Regions from separate parts of the Homo sapiens genome. Here region 1 is linked to region 2. A link is a loop called in an ENCODE intact Hi-C map of the cell type or tissue named here. Cell type or tissue: chondrocyte. All regions are shown on one strand. Links, peaks and the distances in the headings refer to the core of each region. The heading gives the core; the rest is flanking DNA. Region 1 overlaps LOC122539214 (Zinc finger protein LOC122539214). Region 2 holds the start of ZNF701 (zinc finger protein 701).

Region 1 (9,643 bases), core at 1,599-9,598, 76 kb after region 2:
ATTAGAAATATATCATTCATAAATGGAATCTAAGCACACAAAGTTGAAGAGCATTTCCCTATGTTGAATAAATATGAAGGAGTTCAGATTTTGGAACTGATTTAGTGCTTTCCATTACACTTAGTTCTTTTCTTTTCTTTTACTGTTTTTTGAGATGGAGTTTCTCTCTTGTTGCCCAGGCTGGAGTGCAATGGCGGCATCTCGATCATTTTGGAACTGATTTTGTGCTAGTTTTTTTCCTATTCTTTTTTTTCTGTGTTCATGAGCTTGTGAACCAAAAGTATCTAACAGGTCTCAATCAATTTAGAAATCTCCTTTGCCAAGGTTAAAAATGCACCTGTGACACAGCCTCAGGCGGTCCCGACCACAGGTGCCCAAGGTTTTCAGGCTGCAGTTTGGTTTTACATATTTTACAGAGACATGAGACATCAATCAATACATATAAGATGTACATTAATTCGGTCTGGAAAGGTGGAAAAACTGGAATTGGGGGGCTTCCGGGTCACAGGTAGATAATAAATTATCACATTCTTTGAGTGACTCATCAGCCTTTCACTGAATACACAATTTATATATGAGAGGGAGTAGAGGAATAGTCACTTATGCCTTAATCTGGCTCATTGACTCTGAATTTTTACATAAATAGGGCAGGGGAAGCAGTCAGATAGGCATTTGACTCAGGTGTACAGAGGGACGGGTTCTGTCCCACACCTGTGCAGATAAGCTATCAGTTTACATTGCCAGGGTAAAATTCAACAGAACTATTTTAGGGTGAAGAGCTTGAGGCTTCCAGTTTGTGAGGGGAGTATTGTAGCTTTTTTTTTTTTTTTTTTTTTTTTTTTTTGAGACAGTTTTGCTCTTGCCCAAGCTGGAGTGCAGTGGCCCAATCTCGGCTCACTGCAACCTTCGCCTCTTGGGTTCAAGCGATTCTCCTGCCTCAGCCTCTTGAGTAGCTGGGATTATAGGCAGGCACCACCACGCCTGGCTAATTTTGTATTTTTAGTAAAGACCGGGTATCTCCATGTCGGTCAGGCTGGTCTCGAACTCCCGACCTCAGGTGATCAACTGCACCCAGCCTCTAACTTTTTAAAAATCCTTGTAGCTATCTTGTTTAGGAATAAAACGGGAGGCAAGTTTGTCTGACACAGTTCCCAGCTTGACTTTTCTCTTTGGCTTAGTAATTTTTATTTTTCTTTCACCAGCTTGTGACAGACATAAGGCTTTGACACACTGATATTTCTTTATATACATTTTCCATAACAGTAAAGTCCAAGGGTCTATCATGAACTGGGTTAGTGGTGCATGTCTGTGTGTCTGTGGTCCCAGCTACTTAGGAAGATGAGGTGGGAGGATTACTTGAGCTCAGGGGTTCAAGACCAACCTGGTCAACATGGTGAAACCCTGTCTCTACTAAAAATACAAAAATTGGGCCGGGCACCATGGCTCATGCCTATAATACTAGCACTCTGGAAGGCTGAGATGGGCAGATTACTTGAGGTCAGGAGTGCAAGACCAGCCTGGCCAACATGGTGAAACCCTGTCTCTACTAAAAATACAAAAAGTAGCCAGGCTTGGTGGGTATCTGTAATCCCAGCTACTGGGGAGACTGAGGTAGGAGAATCGCTTTAACCTAGGAGTGGAGGTTCCAGTGAACTTGGGTGGTGGAGGTTGTAGTGAGCCGAAATCATGCCACTGCACTCCAGCTGGGCGACAGAGTGAGACTCAAAAATACAATAAACTAAAAATAAAAATACAAAAATTAGCCAGCTTTGTAGCACAAACCTGTAATCCTAGCTACTTGGGAGGCTGGGGCACAAAAATCGCTTGAACCCAGGAGACAGAGGTTGCAGTGAGTCAAGAAACAGAGACTGCACTCACAGGCTGGACCACAGAGTCAGACTCTGTCTCAAATAGAAAAAAAAAAAAAAGGCATTAACGATGTGAGTGATGCAGAGATAAAAATCCTGAGCAACTGTCGGGCATGGTGGCTCACTCCTGTAATCCTAGCACGTTGGGAGGCTGAGGTGGGTGGATCAAGAGGTCAGGAGATTGAGGCCATCCTGGTCAACACAGTGAAACCCCATCTTTACTAAAAATACAAAAAATTAGCTGGGTGTTGTGGCATGCACCTGTAGTCCCAGCTACTCGGGAGGCTGAGGCAGGAGAATTGCTTGAACCTGGGAGGTGGAGGTTGTGGTGAACTGAGATTGTGCCATTGCACTCCAGCCTGGGTGACAAGAGCAAAACTCTGTCTTAAAAAAGAAAAAAAAAAAATTCCTGAGTAACGTGAGAGACTGACAGGCAGAGGAATCTTCAGATGGGGGTGGGAGGGCATGGGAGACATCTCTGAGCCTAGACCTGAAGGAGGAGAAAGGGACAGTGCTGTCATCATTTAGGTACATAGTGTAAGAGCAGGGACAATAACCTGAGACAGGAAGGGTTTTGATGTTTGGGAAAAGAGAAAAGCAACTGTGACTGGGGCAGAGGTAGTCATGAGATGAGGGCAAGTTCCCAGGAGGAAGCTGGACACTGGCAGGGGCCCTGGACACAGGGCTGTGGAGCCACAGTGAGGAGTGGGGCTTTTGTCCTGGGGAACACGGGAAGCTGGTGGAGGGTTCCCTGCCAGGGACTGACATGACCTGCTTTAGATTTCGCTGTGATGTCCTCACACAGAGAAAGGCCCCGAAGATGGTCTCTGTGTCTGAGTCTACAACTCTGTTTCTTCCATTCTTCTTTTTTTTTTTTTCATTTTTAGGGTACTGCATCCCATTTAAAATTCTAATTACAACTGGACAGTCCCCTCTCACAGAAAAAAAGCCACATCCAGACACCCACTCTATTTTGCCAATCATTTCAGGGGCCAGGGTCACTCAGGTTGAGCTTTTCCGGTCTAGCCCCTCATCTGCAAGTTGCAGGGAGGCTCACTGAGGCTCAGAGTGAAGACATTTTCACCGAGTTACCCTGAGAAGGTCTGAGATGAGTGAAAAGATGTGTCTGAATTCTTACATGTGGGCCTGGAAGGGCTAATGGGAAGGGTTGGTCTTTATCACACCCATTATTGAAAATTAAAGAAGTGTCTTCCACATACCTGGGCTAAAAAAACCTCTTTTGCAAGGTTCTGATGCCATTGACTCCCAACATTTAATTCTTCATTACAAGAAAATCACAGTAACATTTATAAAATGCAGAAGTGTGAACACACAGTTATTGACCTTGAAAACAGTGAAAGAAGGTCAGCTGTAGAACTAAGACATGAGCAAATGTTTTCAATCAAGAATACATGGGTGGCCGGGTGCGATGGATCATGCCTGATATTGCAGCTTTTTGGGAGGTCGAGGCAGGTGGAGGTCTCAGGAGTTTGAGACCAGCCTGGCCAACATGGTGAAACTCCATTTCTACTAAAAATACAAAAAATTACCTGGGCATGGTGACAGGCACCTGTAGTCCCAGCAACTTGGGAGGCAGAGGCAGGAGAATAGCTTGAACCCGGGAGGAGGAGGTTGTGGTGAGCTGAGATCTCACCATTGCACTCCAGTCTGGGCAACAAGAGCAAAACTCCATCTTAAAAAAAAAAAAAAAAAAAAAGGGGGTGCTTTTGGCACAGCGTTCCGTGCCAATCCAACCCATCTTTCAACATTTGTCCAGAATGGACCAGAGGGCCTGAGGGAAACATGCACTTAATAGCTTACAGCTCAAGATTTTAACAAATGACATAAGGAAAGAAAACTGAAAAATAGACTAACTGGTTAAACTACACTTTGATGTTACGGTAAAAGGTCACTGACATCTTTACCGGGTACACACTGAAACAATCAAACCTCTGCATTAGGTACCAAAGGTTTCCAATAAATAATAAAGACTAGAAAGCATGCACATCTCGATTTGAACCAGACACAAACAGAAACTATTTTGAAATTGTTTTAAAAAATATAACAAATTCTGGGGTCAACAGGAAAATAACTGAAAAACATACATGTACAGAAAAAAATGATGTGAGCTGATTATAGGATGCAACAAAGGCATCTTTCAGAAGTGATTATGTATTAAAAAAGAAATTTTGAAAACTAAGATTTATCTTGGCCAGGCACAGATGCTCACGCCTGTAATCCCAGCACTCTGGGAGGCAAAGATGTGCAGATCACCTGAGGTCAGGAGTTTAAGGTCAGCCTGGCCAACATGGTGAAACTCCATCTCTACTGAAAATACAAAAATTAGCTGGGCGTGCTGACATATACCTGTAGTGCCACCTACTCAGGAGGTTGAGGCAAAAGAATCACTTGAACCCGGGAGACAGAGGTTGCAGTGAGCCAAGATCATGCCACTGCACTCCAGTGTGGGTGACTGAGTGAGATTCTGCCCCCCCCCAAAAAAAGGATAAAGAAAGAAAAATAGAAAAATGAAGAGGAAACAGAAAAAAAAATAAAGTAAATCTATTACACAAGAGAACAAAAGCAGTTTTCATGTTCCTGTTTTTGATTTTGTTTATTTTTTGTTTGTTTGCTTGTTTTTGTGAGATGGAGACTTGCTCTGCCACCCAGGCTGCAGGGCAGTGGCATGATTTCGGCTCACTGCAACCTCTACTTCCCAGGTTCAAGTGATTCTCGTGCCTCAGCATCTTGAGTAGCTGTGACTACAGGTGCATGCCACCACGCCCAGCTAATTTTTGTATTTTTAGTAGAGACCAGGTTGCACCATGTTGGCCAGGCTGGTCTTAAACTCCTGACCTTAGGTGACCTGCTCATCTCAGGTTCCCAAAGTGCTGGGATTACAGGCATGAGCCACCATGGTTTGATATTCCTTTAAAAAATTATATGTAGGCCAGGTGTGATGGCTAATCCCTGTAATGCTGGTACTTTGAGGGTCCAAGGCAGGAAGATCCTTTGCATCAAGGAATTTGAGACCAGCCTGGGAAACAGTGAAATCCCATTTCTCCAAACAACAACAACAACAAAACTAGCTGGGATTGGTGGCTCATGCCTGTGGTCCTAGCTACTCGGGAGGCCAAGGTACGAGGATCACTTGACCCCCGGAGGTCAAGGCTACAGTTAGAGGAGATCACTCCATGGCACTCCATCCTGGGTGATAGAGCCAGATGCTATCTGAAAATATTAATTAATTAGTTAATTAAATTAAAAGTATTATTGAGGCAGAAATTAAAGAAGAAAGCAAATTTTCCTCTGCTGAGCTCACTCACTCCAAGGATAGTAACATGAAAGGCCATAGAAAGGTTTGTGGTGACCCAGTCTAAGAAACTGGATACATCCCCCCCAACTACACATGGTTAAGAAAACAAATTCCTTTACTGTCTCTCCTTTCCCAGAATCATTAATTTTGACTATTTTTGCAAATGTCTGCATGTCTGTATTTAGCAAACTCTGTAAGTTCCTGTTTTTCTTTTGATGCATCTGCAAGGTCACAGCTAAGCAAGGCCACAAGTTATACCAAGGCAGCAGTTATGGTATAGATTACATAACCTGTCACTGTATGATTTACTGTCTTTGTCCTGCTTCTGTAAGCTTGCCTATATAAGCCCAGCTCTGTCTTTGTTCTGGGCTTAGCTTTCTGGATGTGAGTCCACTGAGCTGGTGTGCACCTTAATAAAACTCCTATGTTTCACCCATTGATCTCTCCAGTCCTCTCATTTCCCACATTATGTAATAACAGAAAGTGGTTTTTTTCCCACCTCACCGCCCCACTTCCTACACCACCCTGCAAAAAGGGAAGAGAGTGAGACTCTCAAGTGAATAAATCACTATCCTGTGGCTGAATAGGGATTCCAAGTGAAAACTAACCTCTGATGCCAAGATTTATAGAATGTACATGTCTTATAGATAGGCATTTTAAAATTCTCAGTTTCATCTGTATAATTTAAATAATTTATTTATTATATACACAGAAGTGAAGATGTCACAAGTAATCATATCCAATGAACTCACTCACTCATCTGCCTTGGCCTCTAGAGTAGCTGTGAGTACAGGTGTGCACCATCATGCCCTGTTAATTTTTGTTTTTTGGAAGAGATGGGGGGTCTCACTATGTTACCCACACTGGTCTCAAACTCCTGGACTCAGGCAATCCCCTTGCCTCAGTCTCCTAAAGTGCTGGGATTACAGGCATTAGTCACTGTGCCTGGCCCCTCTGTCTTCATTACTGTGCTTCCCTCCCTAATTCTGTAAATATCTCTCATTCTCCCCTTCTCTCTCTAGCTCTTTTTTTTCTATTTCCCTGGGATTCTGCACCTCATTCTGTACCCCTCTCTTCTGCTGCTGTTTATTCCCTTCTTACCTCTATTCCTTCTCTTCCACCTCTTCTGCTTCATCCTTGGAACTTATATAACCTCTTGTTCCTCCTTCTCCCCAGTCTTTCAATCATCCTCAATCTCCATATATTTCCACCTCTTCTCCCATCTCTGCACCTCCTCTTTTCTCCCTGTTAAATTATCTCTTCCCTGTTATACCCCTCTGTACCCACTCTCTGGCACCCTAGATTCCCAGCTGTGTTCCCTGCTGTTGTTCTTCCTCTGTTCTCCTTGCCACCAGCACCACTCTGCTCTGTCTGTCCTGGCTGCAAATCCCTCCTCCTCTCCCTCACTCTGATGAGCCTCCCTTTTTGCTGCCCCTCTTCCTGCCTTGCTGTTCTTCATCTCTCTGTACATCTAGCTTTTCTCTACATTTCTCCAGTTGCTTTTCTCCTCCTGCTTTCTTATCTTTTTTTTTTTTCACTTTTGTCACCTCTTGGCAAATCCCTCACCCCTCCTCTACTTTACCATCTGTTATGAGTCTCTCTCATTCTTCTTTTCTCTGTCTCAGGTTTTCTACTGCTCTATGTCTGTCTCCTGATCCCTTTGGCCCACAGAATTGTGGTAAAGGTTAAAAAGAAAAAGAAACAAGTTTTCTTCTGCTTAGCAGCTCACTTCAAGGAAAGTTATAAGATAACGCTGTCCAAAAAGCTAAGGCTAAAGTAATGGGCTCTAGACACTTTTTAAATTCCAGAACAAAGTGAAGGAAAAAAAAAAGAGAGAGAGAGAGAAAGACAAATTCTTCTACTGTTACTCATTTCCCTAGTCTCTTAAGCATGACTATGTTTTACAAATGTCTGTATTTAGCCAGTTCTTTTTTTTGACACAGCTACAAGGCCACCAGCTATGTAGAATCCAACTTCTCTAAGACTCATACAATATAAGCCCTATACTGTAATCTTGTTCAGTCCCGCTGCTGTTAAAGTTGCAGGTGTTGTGCCTTAGATCCACCACAGTCAGCTGAAACTGGCAGCTCAAGACAAGTAGACAAGCCAGCAGGACCCAGATCATCCAACTCATCCTGAGATGAGATCAACCTGCTGCTAAAGAAGACTGCCTGCTCTAGTCACTACGGAGTCTGACCAGTCTATGCACAGCTGAAGCTTGAGGGAACAAGCCCTGTTCTAGTCACACACCAGAAGCTGACTAGTCTATGCATGGCTGAAGCTTGAAACTCCAGGCCCTACCTCCACCTCCACCCTCTAACCAGGCCCAGCTTCCAAAGCAGCCTCCACCCTCTTGCCCAGCTCCAGCGACAGTTTTCATGCCCTGCCCCCTCAACGACCTTTCCCTTCTCCCGCCGGGTCCCCACCCACTGTCCAGAACCCACCCAGACAGGGTTGAAGGCCCACACACGGTTGTTCTTCAGCACTCGAGGCTGACACAGGTGAGTGGTTTTTTTGTCTTCCTGCTTCAAACCTGGCTTTCGCAGCACCCCAGCACCAATTCCAGCCACACCAGGAATCTGCATGCTTTGGGATATTGAAATCCCCCACGTGAGTTTGTGCAGTTGTCAGGAAGTCCCAACTTCTCCAAGGGAAGCAGGCAGGCTGGTGGCTTTGCAGCTTTTGTATCGTTTTATAAAATGATACAAAAGATCTTGTATGAGCCGGTATGACACATCTGACAACTTTACAGGTAATATTGGAGTATTATATATAAGGCAGTTGATTTGCAGGACTGCTATGAGAGTTTGGGAACGTAAATACCTATCCAGCCAAAACGTTCCCATTGTAGACCAGAAATTCCCGACCCAAGATCCTCAATGGGATAACGACACAGTCCACTAAAAATTCATGAAAGATATAAGGGAAATGATAATTAAAGGAATTCAGGAGTCAGTGCCCTGTGCTCAGAATCTTCCCCGAGCATTTTAGATAAAACAGAAAAAAGATGAAAGCCCTAAAAACTTTCTAAAAAGACTATGAGAACAAATGAGAAAATATGCACATTTGGATCCAGAAGACCCTAGCAGGCAAGAAATGTTAAAGCTACATTTTGTTACCAATAGCTAGCCATTGGTAGCCATTTAGCAAGCCATTGCAAAAAAAGTTACAGAAACTAGAAAACTGGAAAAAACAGTCTATACGGGAATTCTTAGAATAAGCTCAAAAAGTATATGTAAGGAGGGATGAAGAAAAACCAAAGCAAAAAGAAAAATTTTCTGACAGAATGCACCAGAGGCCAAGCTTAAGCCTCCATTTGCCAGGCCTCACAAAAGATATGAGACAGGGGGGCCACAGAACTCAAAGACAGGTAAAAAGGGAAAGCAAACCCAGTACCCTAAGACTCCAAAAACTGAAAAGGGAGAGGGACAAGACAAATGTTACAAGTGTGGAAAATTAGGTCATTTCAAAAGAGAATGTCCTGAGTGGAGAAAGGAGAAAAAAAAATCCCACTTAAGGAATTTAAAGAATAAGGAAGTCAAGGGCTCTGTCTTTTCTATCTCCAGTCCCACTGAGAGCCCGTGGTAAATTTAAAGGTGGGACCAAAACATGAGCTTGTTACTTTTCTTTCTTTTTTTTTTTTGAGACAGAGTTTTGTTCTTGTTGCCCAGGATGGAGTGCAATGGCGTGATCTTGGCTCACTGCAACCTCTACCTCCCAGGTTCACGTGATTCTCCTGCCTCAGCCTTCCCAAGTAGCTAGTATTATAGGCATGTGCCACAAAGTCTGGCTAATTTTGTATTTTTAGTAAAGATGGGGTTTCTCCATGTGGGTCAGGCTGGTCTCGAACTCTCGACCTCAGGTGATCCGCCCACCTTGGCCTCCCAAAGTGCTGGGACTACAGGTGTGAGCCATGGCACCCAGCCGAACTTATTACTTTTCTAATAGACTCAGGAGCTTCCCACTCCTCTGTTTGTTTTGTGCCCTCTAATATAAATTGTTTATTAGAAGAACTTCAAGTTTTAGGAGTCAAAGGGGAAGGATTTAAAGCCAAAGTCTCAGAAAAAACAGAAGTCAGATTTGAAACCCGATCAACCAATGTTAAATTTTTGCTACTTCCTAAGGCTGGGACAAACTTGTTAGGAAGTGGCCTAATGGCAAAGTTAGGTATAGGCTTGCGTGTAAGCCCAGAAGGATTCTTCACTTCATTAAACCTGTTTACTACAGCAGAAGAAAGCTACATCAATGCTAATGAGTGGTCAAGGGAGGGAAATTGAAGGAAGCTACAAGTTCCTCCAATTCACATAAAGTTAAAAACTCCCAGGGAAACAGTGAAAAGAAACCAATATCCAATTCCCTTAGAAGGTAGATTAGGTTTAAAACCTCTAATTGAGAGCCTTATCTGAGATGGGCTACTTGAACTGTGCATGTCTCCCTATACTACTCCAATATTACTTGT
Region 2 (11,819 bases), core at 2,639-10,638:
CTTGAACCCGGGAGGCGGAAGTTTCGATGAGCCGGGATCCTGCCGTTGCACTCCAGCCTGGGCAACAAGAGCAAACCTCTGTCTAAAACAAACAAACAAAAAGGTCTAGCCCCCTCTCCTCCTTTGTCTGCCATCATGGTGTGTGCTTGACTCCACTTCTTGTCATGTCTTCTCACAAGACTTTCAGGATTAAGCGGTTTCTGGCCAACAACCAAAAGTAAAATCGTCCGATTTCCCAGTGGATTCGAATGAAAACTGGCAATAAAATCAGGTCCAACTTTAAAAGGAGACATTGGAGAAGAACCAAGCTGGGTCTATAAGGAATTGCACGTGAGATGGCACACATATTTATGCTGTGTGAGCATCATAATCACGTTACTTAAGCTGAAAATGTCACTACCATCTGGAGACTTGGACATGTTTTATTGGGAATATATTTTTTTCTCTCTGAATCTGTTATGAACGCATTGGTTGGGTGGGTTCAGTAATAAACATGTGAGACCTTTCATTTCAAAAAAAAAATTTTAATGACATAATAGATTACCTAAATTTCTGTTTTGCTTTGTTTTGTTTTTTGAGATGGAGACTCCACTCGGTTCAGTGGATCGCACCTGTTGTCCTGGCACTTTGGGAGGCTGAGGTGGGAGGATTGCCTGAGACCAGGAGTTTCCTGGGAATCTTCTCATCTTCCCTAACCCAGTTCATGAAAGACCCTTGGACTTTACTGTTAGGGAAAAAATCTATATAAAACAATATCAGCAGCTGGGAGTGATGGCTCATGCCTGTAATCCCAACACTCTGAGAGGCCAAGGCAGGTGAATCACCTGAGGTTAGGAGTTCAACAACAGCCTGACCAACATGGAGAAACTGTCTGTATTAAAAATACAAAATTAGGCAGGGTGCGATGGCTCACACCTGTAATCCCAGCACTTTGGGAGGCCGAGGCGGGCGGATCACGAGGTCGGGAGATTGAGACCATCCTGGCTAACACGGTGAAACCCCGTCTCTACTAACAATACAAAAAATGAGCCAGGCGCTGTGGCAGGGGCCTATAGTCCCAGCTACTCGGGAGGCTGAGCAGGGAGAATGGCGTGAACCCTGGAGGCAGATCTTGCAGTGAGCCGAGATAGCACCACTGCACTCTGGCCTGGGCGAAAGAGTGAGACTCCGTCTCAAAAAATAAATAAATAAATAAATAAAAATACAAATACAAAATTAGGCGGGCATGGTGGCACATGCCTGTGTAATCCCAGCGACTCAGGAGGCTGAGGCAGGAGAACTGCTTGAACTTGGGAGGCGGAGGTTGCTGTGAGCCAAGATCACGCCAATGCACACCAGCCTGGGCAACAAGAGCAAAACTCCATCTGAAAAAATAAAAAACAATATCAGTGTGTCAAAGCATTATGTCTGTCACAATACTTGTGAAAGGAAAATCAAAATTACTAACCAAAGAGAAAAGTCAAGCTGGGAACTGTGTTAGACAAACCTGCCTCCCATTTTATTCCTAAACAATATAGCTACAAGGACTAAACCAAAAATCTACATACTCCACTCACAAACTGTGGGCCTCAAGATCTCCACCCCAAAATAGTTCTGTTGAATTTCACCCTGGCAATGTAAACTGAGAGCTTATCTTCACAGGTGTAGGAAAGAACCCATCCCTCTGCACACCTGAGTCAAATGTCTGTCTGACTACTTCCCCTGACCTATTTTTTATGTAAAAATTCAGGGTCACTGAGCCAGCCTAAGGCATAAGTGACTATTCCTCCACCCTCTCTCACATATAAATTGTGTATTCAATGAAAGGTTGATCAAAGACTCAAACAATGTGATCATTTGTTATCTCCCTGTGACCTGGAAGCCCGCAATTCCAGTTATTTCACCTTCCCAGATCGAACCAAGGTGTATCTTATATGTATTGATTGATGTCTCATGTCACCCTAAATTTGTAAATTGCAGCCTGAACATCTTGGGCACACGTCATCAGGACCTCCTGAGGCTGTGTCATGGGTGCATTTTAACCTTGGCAAAATAGATTTCTAAATTCATTGAGACCTAGTAGATACTTTTGGATCACAAGCTCATGAACACAGAAAAGATCAAGATAGAATAAGGAAAAAATGAGTATAATGGAAAGCACAAATCAGTTCCAAAATCTCAACTCCTTCATATTTATTCACCATAGGGAAATGCTTTACAACTTTGTGGGATTAGAGTCCATTTGTGAAAGATTTTATATATATATATATAGTTTGTTTTGTTTTGTTTTTTGAGACGGAGTTTCAATCTTGTTGCCCAGGCTGGAGTGCAATGGTGCGATCTCGGATCACTGAAACCTCTGCCTCCCAGGTACTACGGATTCTCCTGTCTCAGCACCCCAAGTAGCTCAGATTACAGGCATGCATCACCATGCCCGGCTAATTCTTTTGTATTTAGTAGAGACTGGGTTTCATTATGTTAGTCAGGCTGGTCTTGAATTCCTGACCTCAGGTGATCCACCTGCCTCAGCCTCCCAAAGTGCTGAGATTACAGGTATGCGCCACTATGCTGGGCCAAAAGATATATTTCTAGTATTAGATTGAAATAAAAACCCATTCTATATAACTTTAGCTAATTTAAAACGCAAATAATAGATAATTACATAGATACACAAAACTTTATAATATTTCACTTAGTATTGCTATTACTATGTTCTTGGGGCAGAAGCTCAGTCTGTCAGATACATTACAAAAGGATGGTGTCTCCATAATTGTGCTTAGGACTCTGGTGCATAAGTGGATAAACTGTTAAACAGGATCCTAGGGGAGCTAGGGTGACAAAGTTCAAGTCCATTAAAACTAGCAACATACATTCCTTACTGCTCACGCATGACTCATGGTCTTAAGATGTTTACAGTTAAGAAAAGCAGCTTAATCATACCTGCAAGGACAAACTCCTACATAAACACAATGTCCAGATGACCCAATATCCCATGACAATGTATGCTTCTAAGCTAATTACAGTCATGCTTTCACGTACTTGCACACTAAAATACCAAGGATAGGTGTTTTTTTTTTTTTGATGGAGCTTCACTTTTGTCATCCAGGCTGGAGTGCAATAGGACAATCTCGGCTCATTGCAACTTCCACCTTCCGGGTTCAAGCGATTCTCCTGCCTCAGCCTCCTGAGTAGCTAGGATTACAGGCATGCACCACCACCCCCGGCTAATCGTTGAATTTTCAGTAGAGACGGGGTTTCATCACGTTCGCAAGGCTGGTCTCGAACCCCTGATCTCAGGTGATGCCCCCACGTCGGCCTTCCAAAGTGCCAGAATTACAGGCGGGAGCCAATGCAACCGGCCAAGGATAGCTTTAAATCAACAAAGTAATAAGTTTTGTTACACTGTCAGCCCACTGGCAGGTAGACATACCTTAGTTTTTACCTAAGCACCTATGTAAGAGAAACTTTAAGAGAAGGCAGTTCCCTTTGTTTTTGAGGTCGCCCTACTGTGTAACTGGTAGTTTTCTTTTTTTTTTCTTTTTTTTTTTAAGACGGAGTCTCGCTCAGGCTTGAGACACCTTGTCCAGCTGTATTTTTTATTATTATTATTATTATTATTATTATTATTATTATTATTATTATTTTGTTTTTGAGACTGAGTTTCACTCTAGTTCCCTGGGCTGGAGTACAATGTCATGATCATGGCTCACCACAGCTTCCATTTTCTGGGCTCAAGCGATTCTCCTGCCTCAGCCTCCGGAGTAGCTGGGACTACAGGCTCATGCCACCACTCCAGGCTAATTTTTATATTTGTAGTAGAGACGGGGTTTCTCTATATTGGTCAGGCTGGTCTCGAACTCCCGACCTCAGGCCATCCGCCGTCCTCAGCCTACCAAAGGGCTGGGATTACAGGCTTGAGCCACCGCGCCCGGCCTGAAGTAGAATATTTTAGAAAGTAATTAAACCTTTTTTCAGCATAATAACCCAGAGATGTACTTCTGAAGGACTTAGAATCTCTTCTTGAAAGGCAAGCAACAAGGGAGATAGTACCTGTAAGTCAGTAGGAAATTAAATATTTCAAACATCAGCTATTTCAAATTTAAAGCTACAGACTTTTAAATAATTCGGAACCTTGAGAGGAACGTGGTCATGCAACCTGAGTCCGGTGGCATGCAGGCGCAACTTCTACAAGTTTTCCTGGCCAGGCATGCAGGCTCAGGCCTGTAATCCCAGCACTCTGGGAGGCTGAGGCGGGCGGATCGCCTGACGTCAGGAATTAGAAACCAGCCTGGCCAACATGGGGAAACCCCGTCTCTACTGAAAATACAAAGCCATTAGCCGGGCATGGTGGCGCACGCCTGTATTTTCAGCTATTTGGGAGGCTGAGGCAGGAGAACTGCTTGAACCCAGGACGTGGAGGTCGTAGTGAGCCGAGATCACATCACTGCATTCCAGCCTGGGCGACAGAGCAGGACGCCTTCCCAAAACAAAACAAAACAAAACAAAATGTGCTATACAATTTAGTTTCCTAATATCAATTTTAAAAAGTTTTCGTGTAAATAATTAGGAAAACTAAGCAGCCCCAGAGATAAGACCTCCTGGCATCATTGTCCCTTCTTATGGAGTGATAATGTAACCTTCCTTGAAGTGTATCACTCCATCACCAGTCAAGCTGCCGCAGCCTATGCACTGGACTTGAATGGAAAATGTGGTGGTTCTGGGAAAGCTTCTCTGTATTTCCTTGTGTGTGTGAAATGTTAATGTCTCTACTTGGGAACGCTGACCCCATTCATTTGGAGTTGAGGTTTCCAGGTGGCTATTCTCATGCTTTGTGTCCAAATAAACTCTATAATTAATAATGTATTCTAAATTTCATTATTTACTGCTGACATCAGTTTCTGTTGGATTGTAGGAGCCTCACCAGAGAGGGCACCTGTCCGCCATGCTGTAAAACTCACACTTGCCAAAAATACATGGGTTAGGGTTTCTCCCCCTCCCTCAGGATGATGCTAGTTAGCTGACACAGATGGTCACCTCCATTACCAAGTAGAGCCAGGATGAATTATGTGTGACCAAGGGTGTTGTCAAGTCCTCTTCCCTGAGGACTGATCAGTGTTTATCTTGAAAACATGTATTTGGGTTGTATAGAACAGTGAAGTTTCTTTCTCTCTTTTCAACCTCTCAACTGTCCTCTATTTCCCATCACATGCTGGTCTAAGGCCTATTTATTAATAAAATAGTTTTTATTTCTTTCTCTGTTATCGTCGTGAAGATGATTTCTCATTTAGGGGAAGATTTTTTTAGTTTTCAATTGTATTTTCTCAACATTTAAGAGCGAAGTGAAGAGTATTTCTTGGGCCAGGCACAGTGGTTCACGCCTGTAATCCCAGCATTTCAGGAGGCCGAGGCAGGCGGATCACTTGAAGTCAGGAGTTCGAGACCAGCCTGGCCAACATGGTGAAACCCCGTCTCTACCCAAAATACAAAAATTAGCCGGGCATGGTGGCCTGTGCCTGTAATGCCAGCTATTCCGGAGGCTGAGGCAGGAGAATCGCTTCAACCCAGGAGGCAGAGGCTGCAGTGAGCCGAGATGTCACCACTGCACTCCAGCCTGAGCGACAGAGAAATACTCCGTCTTAAAAAAAAAAAGAAAAGAAAAAAAAGAAAGTAATAGATCTCTTCCACAAATGTGCTGGGACAATTAACTGGATATCCACATGGAAAAGAATAATGTTGTATCCCTATCTCACACAATCAAAATTTTATTTTAAAAATTAAAAGAGACGATGAGGGGAGCCCTGCGGGAGGGTGTGTTACTTTGTCGCCCAGGCTGGCCTGGACCCCCAGGCTCAGTGATCCTCCCGCCTCTGGCCCTCAGGCTCCCGCCCACCTGGCCGCATTCCTGCTATGTTTAAGCAGTAGGTGGTGACTTCACTCCTCCCTGGCCTGAACACTCCGTCGCGCATCCCAGGCGGAGGCCCTAGGGAAGTCTCTGAAGCTGAGCACAGGGTGGACTCTCCCTCCTGAGTGAATGGAGAATAGAAAGGGAGAGGATTTCTGTTCTGTTCTGTGGGCCGTCAGCATGAAATTGTACGTTCCGCCCAGGCAGGGCTTTGCATTTTACATTCTTGTTTGCATCCCCGTTCCAGACAATTCCAGGGCTTTCGAATCGTGCTTCAGCCTTCCTGACCGCTCTCGCCTCCAAAGCCCGAAAAATAGAGTCGCTGGGAGCGAGGCTGAGAGACGCACAGGTCCCGCCCCGGCCCCGCCCTCTGCCGGTTCTAAAGGGCAAGGTCTCTCCGCCTGGGGCCCCGCCTCTACCTCGATCAGGCCCCGCCCACCTTCTCGTTGGCTCCACCCAGGCCTGGCTTTAGTCCTGTGCGCACACATCCGCGCAGACCAGGAAGCGGATCCCGTGGAGTGAAGGTCGCACCGCGGCGGTGAGTTTTGCTCTGTGTTGTATTAAGTCTGCACTCCCCATATCCCCGGCACTTCCGTACCTGGGACGTGGGGTCACCACAGACCTGTAAATTCTCGCCCATCTTCCTTCAACCAGAGCAAATGCAGACGTTCCCCTGGGAATCCGGAAGTCGCTTCCTTTTGTGTTTAAAGTCGCCCTGAGGCTGTTCCCGTCTCCAGTCTTTCTGCTACAGGGCGCTGTATACACTTCCTATCGCGTAGTTTCTGTGCTCAAAACCGTTTTTTAACTCCTCCCTCCCCGCGCTTTTCAAAGTCCTCACCCGAGATGTGTATTTCCGCCTGGGCGCCTCCCAGTCTCAACCTTTAGGCGCCTGAAGCGCAAACGTCGCGATCCCAGTCTCAGGGAGGCCGAGTTCTCTGCCTGGTGCTGGGATCTTGTGGACCCCACCGAAGGCGTCGTCGCACCCCACCTCCCGCCTCATGCTGGGCCTTGCTGCACCCCAAGTCTCCCCTTAGCAGTCACCACTTTCCTTGAGCCAGCGTTGGGGAGGTGCCAGGGGCCAGTCCTGTGACACGGTGTGTTCTTGCCTGCCTAGCTCCAACCCCTGAAAAATGAGCCTCTCTGGGATGCAGGCGTCTTACTTCAAACCCTCCTGTGATTGTGTGGGCTAAAGAGATCAGGAGACAGAGAGTAGTAGAAAACCTGAGACAGAGAAAAGAAGAATGAGAAAGACCCATAACAGATGGCAAAGTAGAGGATGGGTGAGGGATTTGCCAAGAGACAGCAAAAGTGAAAAAAAAAAGATAAGAAAGCAGGAGGAGAAAAGCAACTGGAGAAATGTAGAGAAAAGCTAGATGTACAGAGAGATGAAGGACAGACAGCAAGGTAGAGAGGGGCAGCAAAGAGGGAGGCTCATCAGAGTGAGAGAGAGAGAGAGAGAGAGGAGGAATTTGGAGCCAGGGCAGACAGAGCAGAGTGGTGCTGGTGGCAAGGAGAACAGAGGGAGAACCACAGCAGGGAGGACGCCTGGGGATCTGGGGTGCTAGAGAGTGGGGACGGGGGGTAAAACAGAGAAGAGAGAATTTAACAGGGAGAGCGGCAGAGATGCAGAGATGGGATAAGAGGCGGAAATATATGGAGATTGAGGACGATCGAAGAATTGGGGAGAAGGAGCAACAAGAGATTAAATAAGACGTGAGGATGGAGCCCAGGTAATTTTTGTATTTTTAGTAGAGACGGGGTTTCACCATGTTGGCCAGGCTGGTCTCGAACTCCTGACCTCAGGTGATCCACCCGCCTCGACCTCCCAAAGTGTTGGAATTACAGGCGTGAGCCACCGCACCTGGCCACCCAAGCATTCTTGATTGAAAAAGTTTGCTTATGTCTTAGTTCTACAGCTGACCCTCTTTCCCTGCTTTTTGTTTGTTTGTTTGCTTGTTTGTTTTGAGATGCACTTTCGCTCTTGTTGCCCAGGCTGGAGTGCAATGGTGTGATCTTGGGTCACCGCAACCCTTTTTGGTTTTTTTTTTGAGACGGAGTTTCGCTCTTGTTGCCCGTGCTGGAGTGCAATGGTGCGATCTCGGCTCACTGCAACCTCCACCTCCCGAGTTCAAGCGAGTCTCCTGCCTCAGCCTCCCTAGTAGCTGGGATTACAGGCATGTGCCACCACACCAGGCTAATTTTGTATTTTTAGTAGAGATGGGGTTTCTCCATATTGGTCAGGTTGGTCTTGAACTCCTGACCTCAGGTGATCTGCCCACCTCGGCTTCCCAAAGTGCTGGGATTATAGGCATGAGCCACCGAGCCCGGCCTACTCACCACCACCTTTACCTCCCGGTTTTAAGCGATTGTCCTGCCTCGGCCTTCCTGAGTAGCTGGAATTACAGGCAAGTGCCACAACATCTAGATAATTTTTGTATTTTTAGTAGAGATGGGGTTTCTCCATGTTGGTCAGGATGGTCTCGAACTCCCGACATCAGGTGATCCGCCTGCCTCGGCCTCCCAAAGTGCTGGGATTACAGGTGTGAGCCACCGCACTCAGCCTCCCTGTTTTGAAGGTAACTAGCTGTGTCTTTGTACATCTGCATTTTATAAATGTTACTGTAATTTTCTTGTGAGGAAGAATTAAATGTTGGGAATCAGTGGCATCAGAACTTGCAAAGGAAGTTTCTTTATCCCAGGTATGTGAAAGAGGCTTCTCTAATTTTCAAGGATAGTTTTGATAAGGCCAACCCTTTCCTTTATCCCTTCCAGGCCACCATGTAAGAATTCCGTTACATCTTTTCACTCATCTCAGACCTTCTCAGCGTGACTCGGTGAAAATGTCCCCGTTCTGAGGATGTCACAGCTAAATCTAAAGCAGATCATGTCAGTCCCTGGCAGGGAACCCTCCATGGGCTTCCTGTGTTCCCCAGGACAAAAGCCCAACTCCTCACTGTCACTCCACAGCCCTGTGTCCAGGGCCCCTGCCACTGTCCAGGCTCCTCCTGGGAACTTGCCCTCATCTCATGACTCCCTCTGCCCCAGTCACATTTGCTTTTCTCTTTTCCCAAACATCAAAACCCTTCCCGTCTCAGGTCATTTTCACTGCTCTTACCCTATTTCTCTAAATGCTCACAGCACTGTCCCTTTCTCCTTCAGGTCCTGGCTCAGAAATGTCTCCCATGCCCTCCCACCCCCAACTGAATTTCCCTCTGCCCATCAGTCTCTATCACATTACTCAGGTTTTATTATCTCTGTGTCAGTCACATCAGAAACACACTTTTTTTCTTTTTCCAAAGAGTCTCGCTCTGTCCTCCAGGCTGTGAGTGCAGTCTTGTGATCTTGGCTCACTGCAACCTTTGTCTCCTGAGTTCAAGCAATTCTTGTGCCTTAGTCTCCCAAGTAGCTGAGATTACAGGTGTGTGCCACCATACTCTGCTAATTTTTGTATTTGTATTTTATTTTATTTTTGAGTCTTACTCTGTTGCCCTGGCTGGAGTCCAGTGGTGCGATCTTGGCTCACTGCAACCTCCACCTTCCAGGTTCAAGCGATCCTCCAACCTCAGCCTCCCGAGTAGCTGGGCTTACCAATGCCCACCAAGCCCAGCTACTTTTTGTATTTTTAGTAGATATGGGGTTTCACCATGTTGGCCAGGCTGCTGTTGAACTCCTGAACTTGAGTAATCCTCCCACCTCAGCCTTCCAGAGTGCTAGTATTACAGGCATGAACCACCGCACCCAGCCCCAATTTTTGTGTTTTTAGTACAGACAGGTTTTCACCATGGTGGCCAGGCTGGTCTCAAACTCCTGAGCTCTACTGATCCTCCCCCTCAGCTTCCTAAGTAGCTGGGACCAGAGACACACAGACGTGCACCACCATACCTGGCTAAGTTTTTGTATTTTTGGTAGAGATGGGGTTTCACCATGTTGCCCAGGCTGGTCTCAAACTCCTGAGCTCAAGCGATGTACCCACCTTGGCTTCCCAGAGCGGTGGGATGACAGGCATGAGCCACCGCACCGAGCCTCTGCATGGGATTTGGTCAGGGCTGGGTCTGTGCCCTGAAAGGGAGCTCATTCCAGCCCAGCTCCCCACTGCTGCAGCGTGTGAGGGCTTCTCCAGGAGGGAAGCGAGAGTTTTCTTATAGAAATTTATTATCCCTGGTGCAGTGGGCAGCAGAGGTGACCATATTTTTTCAGAGTGAGGGCACCTTTGTATGTGTCATTGTGTTACAGGCAGGAGGTGTGTTGATTCTGAGCAGTAAACAACATATTTCTAACATTCAGGATTGACTTCTAAAGACTTGGTACGTGAGGAAAAAACACGGAAGAGGAAGAGGAAAGCAAAGGAGTCAGGGATGGCTCTTCTTCAGGTGAGATGATATTCTCGGGGGATTGTTCTGTCTCCTTCCTTTCAGAAATGCTGATCTTGGAGTTGGGAATCTTCTCTGAGTCTCAAGTGTCCTGCCTGACAGGTTTGCTCACACTCAACTCATGCCTTCCCTCAGTCCCTGTCATCTCACTTAGATTCCATCTCTTGTGACTGAGTGACATGAACTTGGGAAGAGGCTGCACTGGGCATGGTCCTGGGAAGGGCTCACACCCAGACATGTATGGAGATGGGGTGAGGGTCCCGCAGTGTCAGTGCTGTTGGGCAGCAGGGATTGTTCAGGGGCCACATCTGGATGCACTGTCAACTCTCTGTGGACCAGGATTAGAGCAGCTGCCAATGGAAGTGACCTATTAATGTGCACAAAGTACGTGGTAAATTCTAGAAAAGGAGACCAATAAGGGAAAATCTTTTCTCCCTAATTTTATACCACATTTTTAGGTAATTGAGTGAGTTACTGTGTTTCTGACTCAAAAAATTGTACTAATTAGAATGGAAAGTTCATAAACAGACATGAATGATACAGGGGTTTTATTCCATCCTTATTTAAAGAATATGAAATCAACCTAAATAATAGCAGGAGATTTATTAAACCATTCTTAGCAAATTAAGCTGATGGAGACAGTGGTGTTACTGTGGAGAGGCTTTTGAAACAGGTGTTTTTTGTAAAAATGGTTACAATTTTTCTCAAATATGGGAGCAGTACTTGCAGCTGCCAAATTATCCTTTTCCACCAAGATGAGATTCCTCTTCAGTTAAACAAAATTTGCATATATATATATATTTGTGTTTGTTTGTTTGTTTTTTCGAGACGGAGTCTCGCTCTGTTGCCCAGGCTGTAGTGCAGTGGCACGATCTCCGCTCACTGGAAGCTCCGCCTCCCAGGTTTACACCATTCTCCTGCCTCAGCCTCCTGAGTAGCTGGGACTACAGGCACCCCCCACCACGCCCGGATAATTTTTGTATTTTTTAGTAGAGACGGGGTTTCACCGTGTTAGCCAGGATGGTCTCGATCTCCTGACCTTGTGATCCACCCGCCTCAGCCCCCCAAAGTGCTGGGATTACAGGCATGAGCCACTGTGCCTGGCCTACTTTTTGTATTTTTAAAACCTTTATATATATACACACAACCCCATACATATACACACACATATATACATACACATACATATATACACACACACATATGTATATATTTTGAAAATCTGAGACAAATGACAACACTTTGTATTAACGTGGTTTTTTGTGAGTGTGTGTAGGTTTTATTTTTTTTTTAACATATACAAAATAGAATTTTGTACTTCGATTAATTTTATTTTCATGTATTTTATTTTATTTTGAGAGAGAGTCTTGCTTTGTTGCCCAGGCTAGAATGCCTTGGTGCAATCGCAGCTCACTGAAACCTCCACCATCAAGGTCAAGCCGTCCTCCCACCTCAGCCTTCCAAGTAGTTGGGACAACAGATGCCTGCCACCATACCCGGCTAATTATTTATTTCTAACGTAAGCAATTCATACTGAGAGGGTATCCTGAGCTCTTCAGAAAGTATAA

The links. Hi-C counts contacts between places; a loop is a spot of excess contacts. Peaks named below come from ENCODE experiments on the same cell type or tissue, not always from the same donor. Only the 100,000 strongest peaks of a DNase experiment are listed, where the experiment ranks them.
Region 1: a loop joins it to region 2, with 3 times the contacts of the local background. A loop is called at or near these places in 12 of 110 quality-filtered maps.

What each region holds. Positions count from the first base shown.
Region 1 is chr19:52,641,447-52,651,089 of GRCh38, forward strand. LOC122539214 (Zinc finger protein LOC122539214) reads right to left here. Exons shown (of 4, transcript NM_001396016.1): 4 at 9,001-9,643. It also overlaps a transcript of ZNF83 not described here. Among named protein-coding and RNA genes, the nearest start is that of ZNF83, 7.9 kb to the left of the region's middle. RefSeq lists a silencer at 7,130-7,424. In chondrocyte, for the core only: no CTCF peak of the experiment used is centred there; no DNase peak of the experiment used is centred there.
Region 2 is chr19:52,563,912-52,575,730 of GRCh38, forward strand. ZNF701 (zinc finger protein 701) reads left to right here and starts at 6,376. Exons shown (of 4, transcript NM_018260.3): 1 at 6,376-6,419; 2 at 10,166-10,251. The coding sequence starts at 10,237. It also overlaps a transcript of ZNF808 not described here and the pseudogene RPL39P34. RefSeq lists enhancers at 4,976-5,585, 6,395-6,644, 6,805-7,413. In chondrocyte, for the core only: a CTCF peak has its summit at 6,207 (motif pointing left); DNase peaks (open chromatin) are centred at 5,877, 6,320 and 6,836.